Regions from separate parts of the Homo sapiens genome. Here region 2 is linked to region 1. Evidence: read pairs that join two places in POLR2A ChIA-PET (ENCODE). Cell type or tissue: MCF 10A. All regions are shown on one strand. Links, peaks and the distances in the headings refer to the core of each region. The heading gives the core; the rest is flanking DNA.

The links. Peaks named below come from ENCODE experiments on the same cell type or tissue, not always from the same donor. Only the 100,000 strongest peaks of a DNase experiment are listed, where the experiment ranks them.
Region 2: POLR2A ChIA-PET joins it to region 1 with 10 read pairs; 19 of 35 experiments call an interaction of 5 or more read pairs at or near these places.

Annotation. Positions count from the first base shown.
Region 1 is chr14:73,737,218-73,744,514 of GRCh38, reverse strand. MIDEAS (mitotic deacetylase associated SANT domain protein) reads left to right here. Exons shown (of 13, transcript NM_001367710.1): 2 at 4,260-5,955; 3 at 7,218-7,297. The coding sequence starts at 4,507. LOC124903345 (a long non-coding RNA gene) reads right to left here and starts at 7,249. Exons shown (of 3, transcript XR_007064264.1): 1 at 7,183-7,249; 2 at 507-621. RefSeq lists a silencer at 615-909, cis regulatory regions at 2,121, 2,111-2,132 and enhancers at 2,037-2,206, 3,200-3,713, 3,714-4,229, 4,744-5,259. In MCF 10A, for the core only: no CTCF peak of the experiment used is centred there; DNase peaks (open chromatin) are centred at 2,864 and 3,494.
Region 2 is chr14:73,802,467-73,809,763 of GRCh38, reverse strand. It overlaps MIDEAS-AS1 (MIDEAS antisense RNA 1), which reads right to left. Exons shown (of 3, transcript NR_109995.1): 3 at 6,136-6,879. Among named protein-coding and RNA genes, the nearest start is that of MIDEAS-AS1, 19 kb to the right of the region's middle. In MCF 10A, for the core only: no CTCF peak of the experiment used is centred there; a DNase peak (open chromatin) is centred at 3,083.

The sequences.
Region 1 (7,297 bases), core at 984-5,983:
AGGCTATAAGAGTGGGAGCTTGGAGCATTAGCCTCCAAGGGCAGGGGGCCCTCGGGTCAGCTGTTATCCCCAGGTCAGAGCTGAGCCCCCGCAGCTGCTGAGATCAACTTGGCATCTCCTCCCTGGTCTGTGTGGCCTTGACTCACAATAGTCTTTTTTCTCAAATGGACACACTGATTGCCCCAAGCAGACTGGTGAGTGGCCCTGGTCCCACAGTGGCCACAGTCTGGCCCCTTGCCCTGTGGTGATGGCTCTCTGGCTTCTCCTGGGGTCAGCCAGCCAGTGTTGGGTGTGCAGCTGGGCTGCCGATGGCATTTGGGGAGCAGTGTGTGTTTGAGCTGACATCCCAGGAGAGCTGGTGTCACCATCAGCATTGAACACCCAAAGGCCTTTCCAGCACCTTCCCCTCATGTGTCTGCAAAACATATATGTGGGGTCAGCACTGTTTTTTATTTTTTTTTCCTGGTGCACACTGCTTTCTTCTATAGAGAGTAAGTGCTACTCACCATAGAACTTCCTGAAAGCCTGCTAGGTCCCAGGCCTTGGTCTTGATTGTTGCCTTGTCTTTGGCCCAGGGGTACCTGTGGGTCTGGTCAAGGATTGGTTGCTGCAGAGAGGAGCCTGGAGGAAGGGAAAAGTGAATAGAGCGTGACAGTCAAACAGACTGACAGGGCGGGTTGCCGTGTCTGGGGCCCCGTGGTGACTGTGGGTTTCCTTTTGCAGTGTTCCTGCATCCGTTGTCAGAGGCCCTGCAGCTGGTCCCAGGGCTGAGCTGCTGGCAGGAGTTCCTCATGACATCCTCTTCCCTGCAATCTCAGGGACTAGGCCCACAGGTCAGCAGCCTTTGGAGGTGTCGTCCTTCCTCTTCCTCACTGTGAGGAAGGGCAGTTTGATTTCCATCTGAGGGACAGGGCAGCGGGGGTGGGGTAGAAGAAATGAGAGGAAGTGGCGCAGTCCTGACCCCGAGTTGCAGGCTGGGAGAAGCCCATGGGGTCTGAGAGCTGGAGGCACCACCAGCAGCAACTGAGCCCGGGGTGGGGTTGCAGGAGCTGGAGAGTCCAGGCCTAGATCGGGGGCTAGAGTGGCCAGTGCAGGAGGAAGTGTTTCAGGCCTCCCTGCAGGTAGACCTCACACATCTGCTGACCCCTCTGTGGTGAGACCTTTTCCTGCTCTCCCTTCCTGGAAGGCCAAGGGTCTCAGCTGTATTTGGGGAGAATGGGAGAGAGTACCTGCCAAAGGTTCAGGCAGGGGTAAGGGGCTTCCCAGTGCCAATGAGAAGGGATATCTGATATCTGTGTCTAGAAAATCCTTGCTTGGAGGTGGTGTAGAGTGTGCTGTGGAAGGGAGGTGTATGAAGAGGGGTCTGGGGTCTTAGTGGCATATCTTGGGGATAAGGAAGAAGAGCTTGATCTTAGAGTCAGACAGATCTGGGTTCCAGTCTTGGCTCTGCAACATAATGACTGTGTGACCGTAGGCAACTTACTTAGCTCCTCTGAGCCTCATCTAGCTAACCTGTAAATAGAGGTTAAAATCGCAACTCCTGCCTTATAAGGCCATGGTGGGAATTTAAAGGATATAAAGCACGTAGGATCTGCCTGGCACGGGTGCACCATCACCATCATCATTACTCCTATGACTACTTAGTGCCCTGCTGCCTAGGTGTGCCTCTTCACCCTTCCTCCCAGGCTGCCAGTATCTTCCACTCTTCTCCCCACCCCCAGCCGATGACCTTTCTTCTCTGAGGGTCCCAGGCCTGACTGTCTGTGCCCCTGGCACCCTTAGCTCTTCGGTGAGGGTGACAGGGAGGCCTCTGCAGCAAGAAGTTTCTGGGGTGATTCAGCCTTCCCCAAACCAGGCCCCCTGATTTCTTCAAAGCAAGTCCCTGTCTGAGCTTCAGAGGCTGCTGTGGTATCCTGAATGATGGCCCTCCTTGATGTGCAGGGTGGGAGTGGGAGGCTTCCCAGCTGAGCTCAGCTCCTCCAGGGCTGACCATACAGCTGTGGGTAAGCCCCTGTAAGACCTGCATCTGGCCTCTGGCCCCTGCCCTGGGCAGAAGCAGGCTTGTCCTGGAGCCGCAGGCCCCGCCTCATCTCCTTCTGAGCAGCCATCCCCATGGAGGGGGCGCACCCCTCCATCAGGTTCACACTGGCACGTGCATCCAGGCCCACCCGCCACGTGGACCTTCCCTTGCTCCAGGCCTCAAGCCCGTGCTGTGGCTCACAAGGAGACAGGGCTGTGATGAAGGGAGGCGTGAGTGTGTGTGAGCGCCCACTGGAGGGGCTCGCAGCCCCCTGGAGGCACGTGGGCTTGCCAGGCTGGCGCACATTCTTCCTTTCTCTGTCTTGCTTCTGCAGACACGCACTTCTAGTTCTGTGGGCTTGATGTTCCCTCGGAGAGGCGGAGCCAGACAGTCCCACCCTGCAGCTTCATGGGGGTGCCCAGGGTGATTTTCAGTGCAGGGTTTAGCTTTTGGGTTCCTGCTCTGAATTAGGTTGGCTGTCAGGGAATGCGGGTTTAAAAGCAAGAGAAAGGTTGTTTCTGCAGCCCGCAGCTCTGCACTTCTTGTCCAAATCCCCCCACTCCCCTCTTGCTGGGGGTGAGGGTGACTTGGATGCCCTCCTAGTCTCTGTGCCTCTCCCTCCCTCCAGCTTCATATATGAAAAGACAAAGGCTGCACACGAGGAGGGTCTCTTACTCTCTTCAAGGCCCAGGAGCTGAGGAAGGAAATGGAGGAGGAAATTACTCCCCTTCTGGGTGCTGGGTGAAAGTGAAAGATAGGGAGGGGGCCCTCAGTGAGTCACGCAGGCGGGCAGGAGGCAGGCAGGCTCCAGGAGCACAGGGGCTGGGGAGCTGCGGAAGCCTGCAGAGGAGCGATAGCCTGGGAGGGGCATTCCTGGTGCTGGGGGTGGGCCGAACTGCAAACTGGGTATAGTCGGGACCCTGTGCCCGCCCAGCCCTGCCCTCCGCTGCTGCTGGCTGGTTTCCTGGGAGCGGCTGGGGTTGCTAACAATGACCTGTAGCATCTAGGGCCTGAGATTTCCTCTTCAGAGCCGCCCGAGCTGTTTTCCCCTCTTCCTAGGGACCAGAATCTTACTGGGGAAAGAGGTGGGCTATGTAGCTCCCACCCCCACCAACTTCCCAGGAAAAAAACAAAACCCAAACATCACTCTGAGGGAAAGAAAAGTCTTGAAAAATACATGCAAGCAGCTATGCTATAAAATACAGGTCTAGATTCTGTTCTGTAGCGACTGCTTTAAAAAATCAAGTTACGAAACAAAAATGGAAAAACTGTGTACTTAAGTCATGACATTATCGTGGAGAAACCTTCTGGAACTGAGTTCTAGCAATCTGCACCCTCTACGATCTGAGTTACACTATTTGCCAGGGGCTCTTCGGCAGTGGAAGGGGCAGGGGTCAGGCAGGGGCGGGGTCAGCTGCTGACCAGCTCTTGGCCTGGATCCTGCCTCCACCCTGCCAGGGTTGCAAAACAGGTTCTGTGCTAGTTTGGGAAAGACTCTGGCAGCCACAGCCCCACCCAGCAGCTCTTCCCAGGGGTGGGGCTAGGACTGCACACACCCTTCTGGGGCCTTACCTGCAGGCCTTGGTGAGCCTGACCCTGGGCCCCTGACTCTACAAGGGTCTGTTGGAGCTCCTGACTCTGGGGCTGCACAGGAGGAGTGGCCACGTCGGGAATGACCCTGTCCTCTCCACTTCCCGAGCCTGAGATGTGCTTGGAGTGTCAGAGGAGGCACTGGCTGGACAAAGATCCTTCTGGGTCTGGTGGGAGGCTCCTGCATAGACAGATGTGTGCCAGGAGGACTAGGCCTGGCTGCCCAGGGGGCTAGGGCCTGGGTAAGAGGAGAGGGGAGCCAGTGTGGCTTTTGCTGCCTCTTTCTCAGCTGGGCTGGAGGGGCTTGGGCTGGATGTCAGCTCCACCTGTGCCTTAGAATGTGCCTATGCAGTGCACAAATAACACAGACAGATGCAGGCAGTCCTGGAGCGGAACCAGGAGGGTGAGGTGGTGGGACAAGAGAGTCACAGTGCCCTGGGAGATGCAGCTGATTCTCCTGCCCTCCTGGCAGCTCCCCAAAAGTCCTGGCTCCTGCCTCACCAATGCTGCTCTGTGACTTGGGGCCTGTCCCTGTGATATGAGGTGGTGGGACCGAAGGCCCTTGGAGCCCCTTTTCTTACACTTGTGCTGATGTTCGGGGCATCCTGGGAGGCTGTGGCTGACACTGTCACTGCTCTTCCCTCTGCAGGTGCCAGAACCCTGTGGAGCATCATGAACTGGGAAGAGTAGCTGAGCCCCAGAGCCTCTCTGGAAGAGAAAGGAAGAGCCAGCAGTTCTTTCTCCCAGTGTCCGACCTCACTGTCCAGCGTCTTCCTCTGCCCCTGCTCTGCCCTCCCTGGCTCCTGGACTAGAGCCCGGCTTCCAGCAGGACGTTTCCCCAGGGGATGGGCGACTGTTGAAGGGGATCTCACCGCCAGGGCTCAGTTGGCCACATCATGAACCTCCAGGCCCAGCCCAAGGCTCAGAACAAGCGGAAGCGTTGCCTCTTCGGGGGCCAGGAACCAGCTCCCAAGGAGCAGCCCCCTCCCCTGCAGCCCCCCCAGCAGTCCATCAGAGTGAAGGAGGAGCAGTACCTCGGGCACGAGGGTCCAGGAGGGGCAGTCTCCACCTCTCAGCCTGTGGAACTGCCCCCTCCTAGCAGCCTGGCCCTGCTGAACTCTGTGGTATATGGGCCTGAGCGGACCTCAGCAGCCATGCTGTCCCAGCAGGTGGCCTCAGTAAAGTGGCCCAACTCTGTGATGGCTCCAGGGCGGGGCCCGGAGCGTGGAGGAGGTGGGGGTGTCAGTGACAGCAGCTGGCAGCAGCAGCCAGGCCAGCCTCCACCCCATTCAACATGGAACTGCCACAGTCTGTCCCTCTACAGTGCAACCAAGGGGAGCCCGCATCCTGGAGTGGGAGTCCCGACTTACTATAACCACCCTGAGGCACTGAAGCGGGAGAAAGCGGGGGGCCCACAGCTGGACCGCTATGTGCGACCAATGATGCCACAGAAGGTGCAGCTGGAGGTAGGGCGGCCCCAGGCACCCCTGAATTCTTTCCACGCAGCCAAGAAACCCCCAAACCAGTCACTGCCCCTGCAACCCTTCCAGCTGGCATTCGGCCACCAGGTGAACCGGCAGGTCTTCCGGCAGGGCCCACCGCCCCCAAACCCGGTGGCTGCCTTCCCTCCACAGAAGCAGCAGCAGCAGCAGCAACCACAGCAGCAGCAGCAGCAGCAGCAGGCAGCCCTACCCCAGATGCCGCTCTTTGAGAACTTCTATTCCATGCCGCAGCAACCCTCGCAGCAACCCCAGGACTTTGGCCTGCAGCCAGCTGGGCCACTGGGACAGTCCCACCTGGCTCACCACAGCATGGCACCCTACCCCTTCCCCCCCAACCCAGATATGAACCCAGAACTGCGCAAGGCCCTTCTGCAGGACTCAGCCCCGCAGCCAGCGCTACCTCAGGTCCAGATCCCCTTCCCCCGCCGCTCCCGCCGCCTCTCTAAGGAGGGTATCCTGCCTCCCAGCGCCCTGGATGGGGCTGGCACCCAGCCTGGGCAGGAGGCCACTGGCAACCTGTTCCTACATCACTGGCCCCTGCAGCAGCCGCCACCTGGCTCCCTGGGGCAGCCCCATCCTGAAGCTCTGGGATTCCCGCTGGAGCTGAGGGAGTCGCAGCTACTGCCTGATGGGGAGAGACTAGCACCCAATGGCCGGGAGCGAGAGGCTCCTGCCATGGGCAGCGAGGAGGGCATGAGGGCAGTGAGCACAGGGGACTGTGGGCAGGTGCTACGGGGCGGAGTGATCCAGAGCACGCGACGGAGGCGCCGGGCATCCCAGGAGGCCAATTTGCTGACCCTGGCCCAGAAGGCTGTGGAGCTGGCCTCACTGCAGAATGCAAAGGTGAGAGTGGCATGCAGTGGAGCCACACCTGGCAGAGGGCATCAGGCTGATAGGTGGGCGGCTGCAGGATTTGCTTCTTGCCTAGGGAAAGCCAGACTTTGCCCTAGCCAGCTGCCTGTGGGAAAACAGTACAAAGACCACCCTTCACCTTGCCACAGGGTTCTTGCTTACTTTCTTTTGCAGAAATATTTTTTGAATAATTAGATACTATTTCAGATACAGATAGATACAGATCACCGGGTTCAAGTGATTCTCCAGCCTCAGCCTCCCCGAGTAGCTGGGATTACAGGCGCCTGCCACCATGCCTGGCTAATTTTTGTATTTTTAGTAGAGACAGGGTTTTACCATGTTGGTCAGGCTGGTCTCGAACTCCTGACCTCGTGATCTGCCTGCCTCAGCCCCCCAAAGTGCTAGGATTACAGGCGTGAGCCACCGTGTCCAGCCAGAAGCACTTTCTATAGAAGAGAACAGTGTGAGGCTAGGCGCAGTGGCTTATGCCTATAATCCCAGCACTTTGGGAGGCCAAGGTGGGTGGATCACTTGAGGTCAGGAGTTGGGAGACCAGCCTGGCCAACACAGCAAAACCCTATCTCTACCAAAAAACACAAAAATTAGCCAGGTGTGGTACTGCACGCCTGTAATCCCAGCTACTGGGGAGGCTGAGGTGGGAGAATCATTAGAACCTGGGAGGCAGAGGTTGCAGTGAACCAAGATTGTGCCACTGCACTACAACCTGGGTGACAGAGTGAGACCCCCTGTCTCCAAAAAAAAAAAAAAAAAAAAAAAGTGGTCGGAGAAAAGGTAGTCAGGGAAAAAGGTCAAGTTGTGAGACCACTGGGAGCCACTGTGGGTGTTTGAGTCCCGTGACTAAATGGGAATGAGGGTCCTAGATCAAATCAGAATTTATCTTTTATTTGTTTATTTATTTATTATTGAGACAGGGTCTCACTCTGTCACCCAGGCTGGAGTGCAGTGGTTCGATCTCGGCTCACCGCAGCCTTAACTTCCTGGGCTCAGGCAATCCTCCCACCTCTGCCTCCCAAGTAGCTGGGACCACAGGAGTTTGCCACCATGCCCAGCTAATTTTGTTTTATTTTCTGTAGAGACGAGGTGTCACTATGTTGCCCAGGCTGGTCTTGAACTTGTGGCGTCAAGTGATCCTTTAATCTTGTCCTCCCAAAGTGCAGGAATTATAGGCGTGAGCCACTGCGCCTGGCTATGACTTACCTTTTAAATTGCACTTCTGTTCCCATCTTGTCCAGGATGGCAGTGGTTCTGAAGAGAAGCGGAAAAGTGTATTGGCCTCAACTACCAAGTGTGGGGTGGAGTTTTCTGAGCCTTC
Region 2 (7,297 bases), core at 1,009-6,008, 65 kb before region 1:
CTACCCAGGGATTAACCATGTGTTTCAGCAAGTAATTTAAAATCATTATTCGTCTCCTTTGGTTGAACCCCAAACGTTTGAAATGTACACAGCTTGGCAGGCTGGACAGTGCAGCTGAGCATCCAGAGGCCATGTCCCAACCATCTGTTGCCCCACTTAATTCCAGCTTTCTGCCCTTCCCGCGGCTGGGGAGCGCTGGGCTTGACAGGCAGATGCAGGACAAAGACAACTGCAGCCTTGGCTTCAAACAGTTGCTCATACAGTGTCTTGGGTGGTGGTGGGAGGGACGGGGAAATCATTGAGTTGATTTTAGGTGCTTTGCCTTGACATATGGAGTTTTTCCTCCACCTTAGAGATCCAGAGAGTTTTAGAGACGAAGACTAAGGACCTTTTCTTTCCCTTCCATCAGGGCGGATCAGTGGATTTCAAACTGTGCTCAGCTACTCTGAGGTCATTCAGCAGTGCCAATGGAAAGATTAGAATCTCATTACAATTATATTTAATTTTTTTTCTTTTTTCTTTTCTTTTTTTTTTTTTTTGTCTGAGACAGGGTCTCACTCTGTCAGCCAGGCTGGAGTGCAGTGGCATGATCTTGGCTCATTGCAGCCTTGACCTCCCCTAGGTCCCATCTCAGCCTCCAGAGTAGCTGAGACTATGGGCGCATGCCACCATGCCCAGCTAATTTTTTTTGTATTTTTTTATTCCTTAAATATGGGCTTTTGCCATGTTATTCAGGCTGCTCTCAAACTCCTGGGCTCAAGCAATCCTCCTGCCTCGGCCTCCCAAAGTGCTGAGATTACAGACGTGAGCCACCACGTCTGGCCCTATTTAAATACGTTTTAAAACAGCTATTAAAACGTTTAGGGGACAGGTTTGGTGGCTCACACCTGTAATCCCAGCACTTTGGCAGGCTGAGGCGGGAGGATAGCTTGAGTTCAAGACCAGCCTGGGCAACATAGCGAGACCTTGTCTCTACAAAAAAAATTGAAAAATTAGCCAAGTATGGTGCCATGTGCCTATAGTCTTAGCTACTTGGGAGGCTGAGGTGGGAGGATCACTTGAGCCCAGGAGTTCGGGGTTTTAATACACTGTGATCGTACCTGTGAATAGCCACTGCACTCTATCCAACCTGGGTGTCATAGCAAGACTCTGTCTCTAAAAATGTATATGAAAAAGTTTAGTCCATAACAATATAAATGCGTTAAATACTTACTTTTATCATGTCAAGACCTTGGTGATCTAAGTTGCATCACCAGGTAAACTAATTTCTTAAGAGGGCAGCCAATTTTTTTTTTATTAATAGATTTTATATTTTAGAAAAATTTTAGGCCGGGCACGGTGGCTCACACCTGTAATCTCAGCACTTTGGGAGGCTGGGGCGGGTGGATCACGAGGTCAGGAGATCAAGACCATCCTGGCTAACACGGTGAAACCCCGTCTCTACTAAAAATACAAAAAATTAGCCAGGCATGATGGCACACGCTTGTAATTCCAGCTACTCAGGAGGCTGAGGCAGGAGAATCGCTTGAACCAGGGAGGTGGAGGGTGCAGTGAGCCTAAATCATGCCACTGCACTCTAGCCTGGGTGACAGAGCGAGACTCCATCTCAAAAAAAAAAAAAAGAAAAAAAGAAAAAAGGAAAGAAAAATTGTAGATTTGCAGAAACATTGAGCAAATTATATAGAGTTCCCATGTTACCTTCTCCTTTCCAGCAGCCAATTTCTCCTATTATTAACATCTTAAATTGATAGTGTACATTTGTCACAATTGATAGACCAGGTTGACACATTATTAACTAAAGTCCATAATTTATTCATATTTCCTTAGTTTTTACCTAAAGGCCTTTTTCTGTCCCCAGATCCTGTTTAAGATAATACCTTACATTTTGCTGTCGTATCTCCTTAGGCTTCTCTTGGTTGTGACAATTTTTCAGACTTTCCTTGTTTTTGATGACCTTCTGAGTTTTGAAGAGTACTAGCAGAGAATTTTGTAGGATGGCCCTCTAGTGAGATTTATCTAATGGTTTTCTCACAAGTAGACTGGAGTTAAGAGACTTGGGAAGGAAGATCACAGAGATAAAGGTGTCACTTTCATGATATCATATCAAGGGTATGTACTATCAACATGATTTATGAGTGCTGATGTTGACCTTGATCACCTAGCTGAAATAGTGTTTGTTTTTATTCTTTCTTTCTTTTTTTTTTTTGAGATGGAGTCTCACTCTTATCACCCAGGCTGGAGTACAATGGCACAATCTCAGCTCACTGCAACCTCCGCCTCCCTGGTTCAAGCAATTCTCCTGCCTCAGCCTCCCAGGTAGCTGGGATTACAGGCACCTGCCACCCCACCTGGCTAATTTTTGTATTTTTAGTAGAGATGGGGGTTTCACCATGTTGGCCAGGCTGGTCTTGAACTCCTGACCTCAATGATCCGCCCACCTTGGCCTCCCAAAGTGCTGGGATTACAGGTGTGAGCCACTGCACCCAGCCTGGTGGTTTATGGATCATTTATTCTTTTCTAAATTAAAAAGTATGTAAGTACGGATTCACAGATATTTTTCTACACTTTGGGTTGTAATCCAATACTACTTTATTTTGTTGGTGACATTGTTCCAACTTTGGCCACTGGGACACAGTTGACTCCTGTGCCTCTCTGACATACCCCCATCTGTGTAGTATTTTTTTAGACGGAGTTTCACTCTTGTTGCCCAGGCTGGAGTGCAATGGCGTGATTTTGGCTCACCACAACCTCCGCCTCCCAGGTTCAAGCAAGTCTCCTGCCTCAGCTTCCCAAGTAGCCGGGATTACAGGCACGTGCCACCATGCCCGGCTAATTTTGTATTTTTAGTAGAGACAGGGTTTCTCCATGTTGGTCAGGCTGGTCCCGAATTCCCAACCTCAGGTGATCTGCCCGCCTCAGCCTCCCAAAGTGCTGGGATTACAGGCGTGAGCCACCGCGCCCGGCAGTAATTTTTTCTAAACTCAATTTTGTGCAGACTTTGGCACAAGCTCCTCCCAGCATCTCTAAGCCCAGCTGGCACCGAGATGGGTGTGTCAAGCGGATGTTGCAGTGTTGTGCCAGCCTGGGCACGTCTGCTTGTGAAGAGCAAAGCAATGAAGAGCCGAGAGCTTCCTGCAGTTGGGTGTACCAGGCTCCATAAACCACCAGGCCTATAACAGGGAACACCACCGGCAGAGTGATGAAATTGTCTTGTTTGTTTAATATTTGTCATAAGTTTCAGTTGTTTATTGCCTGATTTTTATGTTTATGATGACGAAAAGCAGTTGTTCGATATTTTGATAATTACTCCGTTTTTTTTTTTTTTTTTTTTTGAGACAGAGTCTCGCTCTGTCACCCAGGCTGGAGTGCAGTGGCATGATCTGGGCTCACTGCAAGCTCCGCCTCCGGGGTTCATGCCATTCTCCTGCCTCAGCCTCCTGAGTAGCTGGGACTACAGGCGTCTGCCACTGTGCCCGGCTAATTTTTTGTATTTTTAGTAGAGACGGAGTTTCACCGTGGTCTCGATCTCCTGACCTCATGATCTGCCCGCCTCCGCCTCCCAAAGTGCTGGGATTACAGGCGTAAGCCACCGCGCCCGGCCTCAACTTTGAAACAAATACTTCTACTACTTCTCTTTCTAGCTTCTAGATTGGTTTTTTTTTTTTTTTTTTTTTGAGACGGAGTCTCACTCTGTTGCCAGACTGGAGTGTAGTGGCGCGGTCTCGGCTCACTGCAACCTCCGCCTCCTGGGTTCAAGCGATTCTCCTGCCTCAGTCTCCCAAGTAGCTGGGATTACAGGCATGCGCGACCACACCTGGCTGATTTTTTTGTATTTTTAGTAGAGATGGGGTTTCACCATGTTGGCCAGGCTGGTCTTGAACTCCTGACCTTGTGATCCGCCTGCCTCGGCCTCCCAAAGTGCTGGGATTACAGGCATGAGCCACTGCGCCCGGCCTCTAGATTGGTTTAATCGAAGACATTCTAATCTCAAAAGATAATCTGAAAAAAAATCCTTTAGCAGGAGTTAAGAGCACAAATCCTGGATTGGGACTGCCTAGATTTAAGTCCTTGACCTCGGACAAATCACTCCTCTGTCCTTCAGTTTTCTCATTTACGAAAGGGGGATGTTAATGATAGACTCCCTTCAAAAGGTTTGTTAAGTGAATTAATAAATGCAAAGTGGTTAAGACAGGGCCTGGCATATAGTGAGTGCTATGTAATAGTTTTTTTGTGGCTGTCATTGTTGTGTCTCGCTTTGTCACTCAGGTTAGAGTGCAGTGGTGCGATCATGGCTCACTACAGTCTCAACTTCCTGGGCTCAAGCAATCCTCCCACCTCAGTCTCCCAAGTAGCTGGAACTACAGACCCGCACCACCATGCCTGGCTATTTTTTAAATTTTTTTTGTAGGGATGGGGTCTCACTATGTTGCACAGGCTGGTCTTGAACTCCTGGGTTCAAGTGATCCTCCTGCCCTAGCCTCCCAAAGTGCTGGGATGACAGGCAGGAGGCACCGTGCCCAGCCAGTAATAGTTGTTATCATTATTATTTATAACCATCCATCTGTATGATTAGAATTTTCTCAGAACCGTGTGTACCAAAGCAAAATACAAAAATAAGTTGGATGCGGAGACTGAAATAAGACTGTGAATTGGTCAGAACTCTGACTTAAAAATGCAACAGAAACTGGCTCTGGATAATTTAAAACAGAAGAGGGATTTTTGGGAAGGATGCTGGGCAGCCCACAGAGTCTCTGGGAAGGCTGAAGAGCCAGGTTCAGGGCATGAATGAGAACAAACGGTGCCAGACAGCAGCCAGGAGCATGGCCAGAACTGTGGTGCACAAGCTATCCAGAGAGTCCTGCTCTGTTCTCAGAGCCCTGGGCAGCTGTGCCACAACCATGGCTGGGGTCTGAACCATGACCCTGCTGCTGTTGCCCTGGAATCTAGACAAGGCTGCAGTAGCCATGGCCACTTCCACCAGAAAAGGTTCTGTGTTGGGCTCTGGCTTGGTCCAGGCTCCTCAGTCCATGGCACCTGATGGGCCCAGCCCAGATCACATGACTAAACCCTGCAGCTAAAGGAGGCTGAGAAGCATCTGGCATTTTCAGCCTCTATGTTGACGGCTAAGCAACAGGCTCCAGCTTCCACGAAGACTCCTAAGATGGCATCTTCCACAAACCTGGGAAGGGACTCCAAAACTGAGTAGCCAAAAAGTAACAAACATTACTCATCACCCTGCTTTTAAATTTTGTTCCATAATATTGGCATCATTGATGGACTTTATTTTTTTATTTTTTATTTTATTTTATTTTTTTGAAACGGAGTTTCGCTCTTCACTCAGGCTGGAGTGCAGTGGCGTGATCTCGGCTCACTGAAACCTCTGCCTCCGGGGTTCAAAGGATTCTCCTGCCTCAGCCTCCCAAGTAGCTGGGATTACAGGCGCCCACAACTACGCCCAGCTAATTTTACAAAAAACTACCAAGTTTTAGTAGAGACAGGGTTTCACCATGTTGGCCAGACTGATCTCGAACTCCTGACCTCATGATTCACCCACTTCGGCTTCCCAAAGTGTTGGGATTACAGGTGTGAGCCTCCGTGCCTGGCCCATTGATGGACTTTATAACAAGCACTGGCCCAGTGCTCTGGTATCCCTTGTATTTTTCCTTTTTAAAAAAATAGAGATGGGATCTCTCTATGTTGCCCAAGCTGGAGCGCAGTGGTACGATCTTGGCTCACTGCAACCTCTCCCTCCTGGTTCAAGCAATTCTCCTGCCTCAGCCTCCTGAGTAGCTAGGATTACAGGCGTGCGCCACCACACCCAGCTAATTTTTGTATTTTTAGTAGAGATGGGTTTCGCCATGTTGGCCAAGCTGGTCTCGAACTCCTGACCTCAGGTGATCCTCTCTCCTCGACCTCCCAAAGTGCTAGGATTACAAGTGTGAGCCACCGCGCCCGGCCGTATTTTTCCTTTTTTTAAAGACTAGAGATGGAATCTCACTATGTTGCCCAAGCTGTACTGCAGCAGCTATTCACAGGCAGACCACAGCTCACTGCAAACTCAAACTCCTGAGCTCAAGTGATCCTCCCGCCTTAACCTCTCAAATAGATGGGACTACAGACGAACACCACCATGCCTAATTTTGTATTTTTTTTTTTAATGGAGTCTTGCCCTGTTGCCCAGGCTGGAGTACAGTGGTGCAATCTCAGGTCACTGCAACCTCTGCCTCCCGGGTTCAAATGATTCTCCTGCCTCAGCCTCCCGAGTAGCTGGGATTACAGGCACGTGCCACCAAGCCCAGCTAATTTTTGTATTTTTGGTAGTGATGGAGTTCCACCATGTTGGCCAGGCTGGTCTCGAACTCCTGATTTCAGGTGATCCTCCTGCCTCGGTCTCCCAAAGTGCTGGAATTACAGGCGTTAGCAACTACACCCAGCCTAATTTTGTATTTGTTAAATCAACAGATGCCAAAATGAACACTACTGTCATGTGGACTCTTTGAAATGTTTTGCTTTTAAAAATAAGTCTTCATGTTGGAAGGTTGCAAACCCTTAACATCGTCCCAACACTGCTTTCCAAAGTGGAGAAATGGAGGCCCGAGGGGTGAAGTGACTATGCAAGTCCACACAGTTGGTTTAGTAGCAGGACTGGGCCTCGTGTCGCAGTTCTCAATGTTGCCTCATTGCTGTGCTGCCAGCAGCCAGCTCAGGAACAGGCCCAGCCCTCCAGCCCCACAGCCACCTCCTTCTCAAAGCAGGTCTTGACAGGAACCCAAAGCTGCTCTGGAATACTGGCCTGTGGCTGCTGCTGCTGCTTTCCTCACCTTTATCTTCTGGGATGGGAAGTCCTGAGTGGCTTTCTCTCTGCCTTCTAGCTCCTCCCTGGAGACAGGAAGAAAAAAAAAAAGAACAAGGCTGACAACAACCCCTGCACTGGGAGCGCTCTCCTTCCTGATGGTGCTGGGCCTGGGAGGACCTCGCCTAATAGACTCTGACCTCTGCTAGGCTCCACTCAGCCTCCTCTCAGAGCTGCTCACCTCCTGCCCTCACCTTTGACTTGCTCCAGATCCTACAAACCAGAGTTCCTGGTCCTGCCTTCCTGCCCTAGTTCCCGGTCCCATGCTTTGGTTACATCCTGACATGGGCTGTGTGTGCCCAGCACCGGAACTGCCTGTCTCCTTGCCTGGCCAGCCCGATCTGGAGCCAGCCACTCCTCAGGAAGTTCCGGAAACAGGGCTCATACCCTACCTTCCCTGGCATCCTCAGCACCCCACAGGCCTGGCCCTGCAAACCCTCGTTG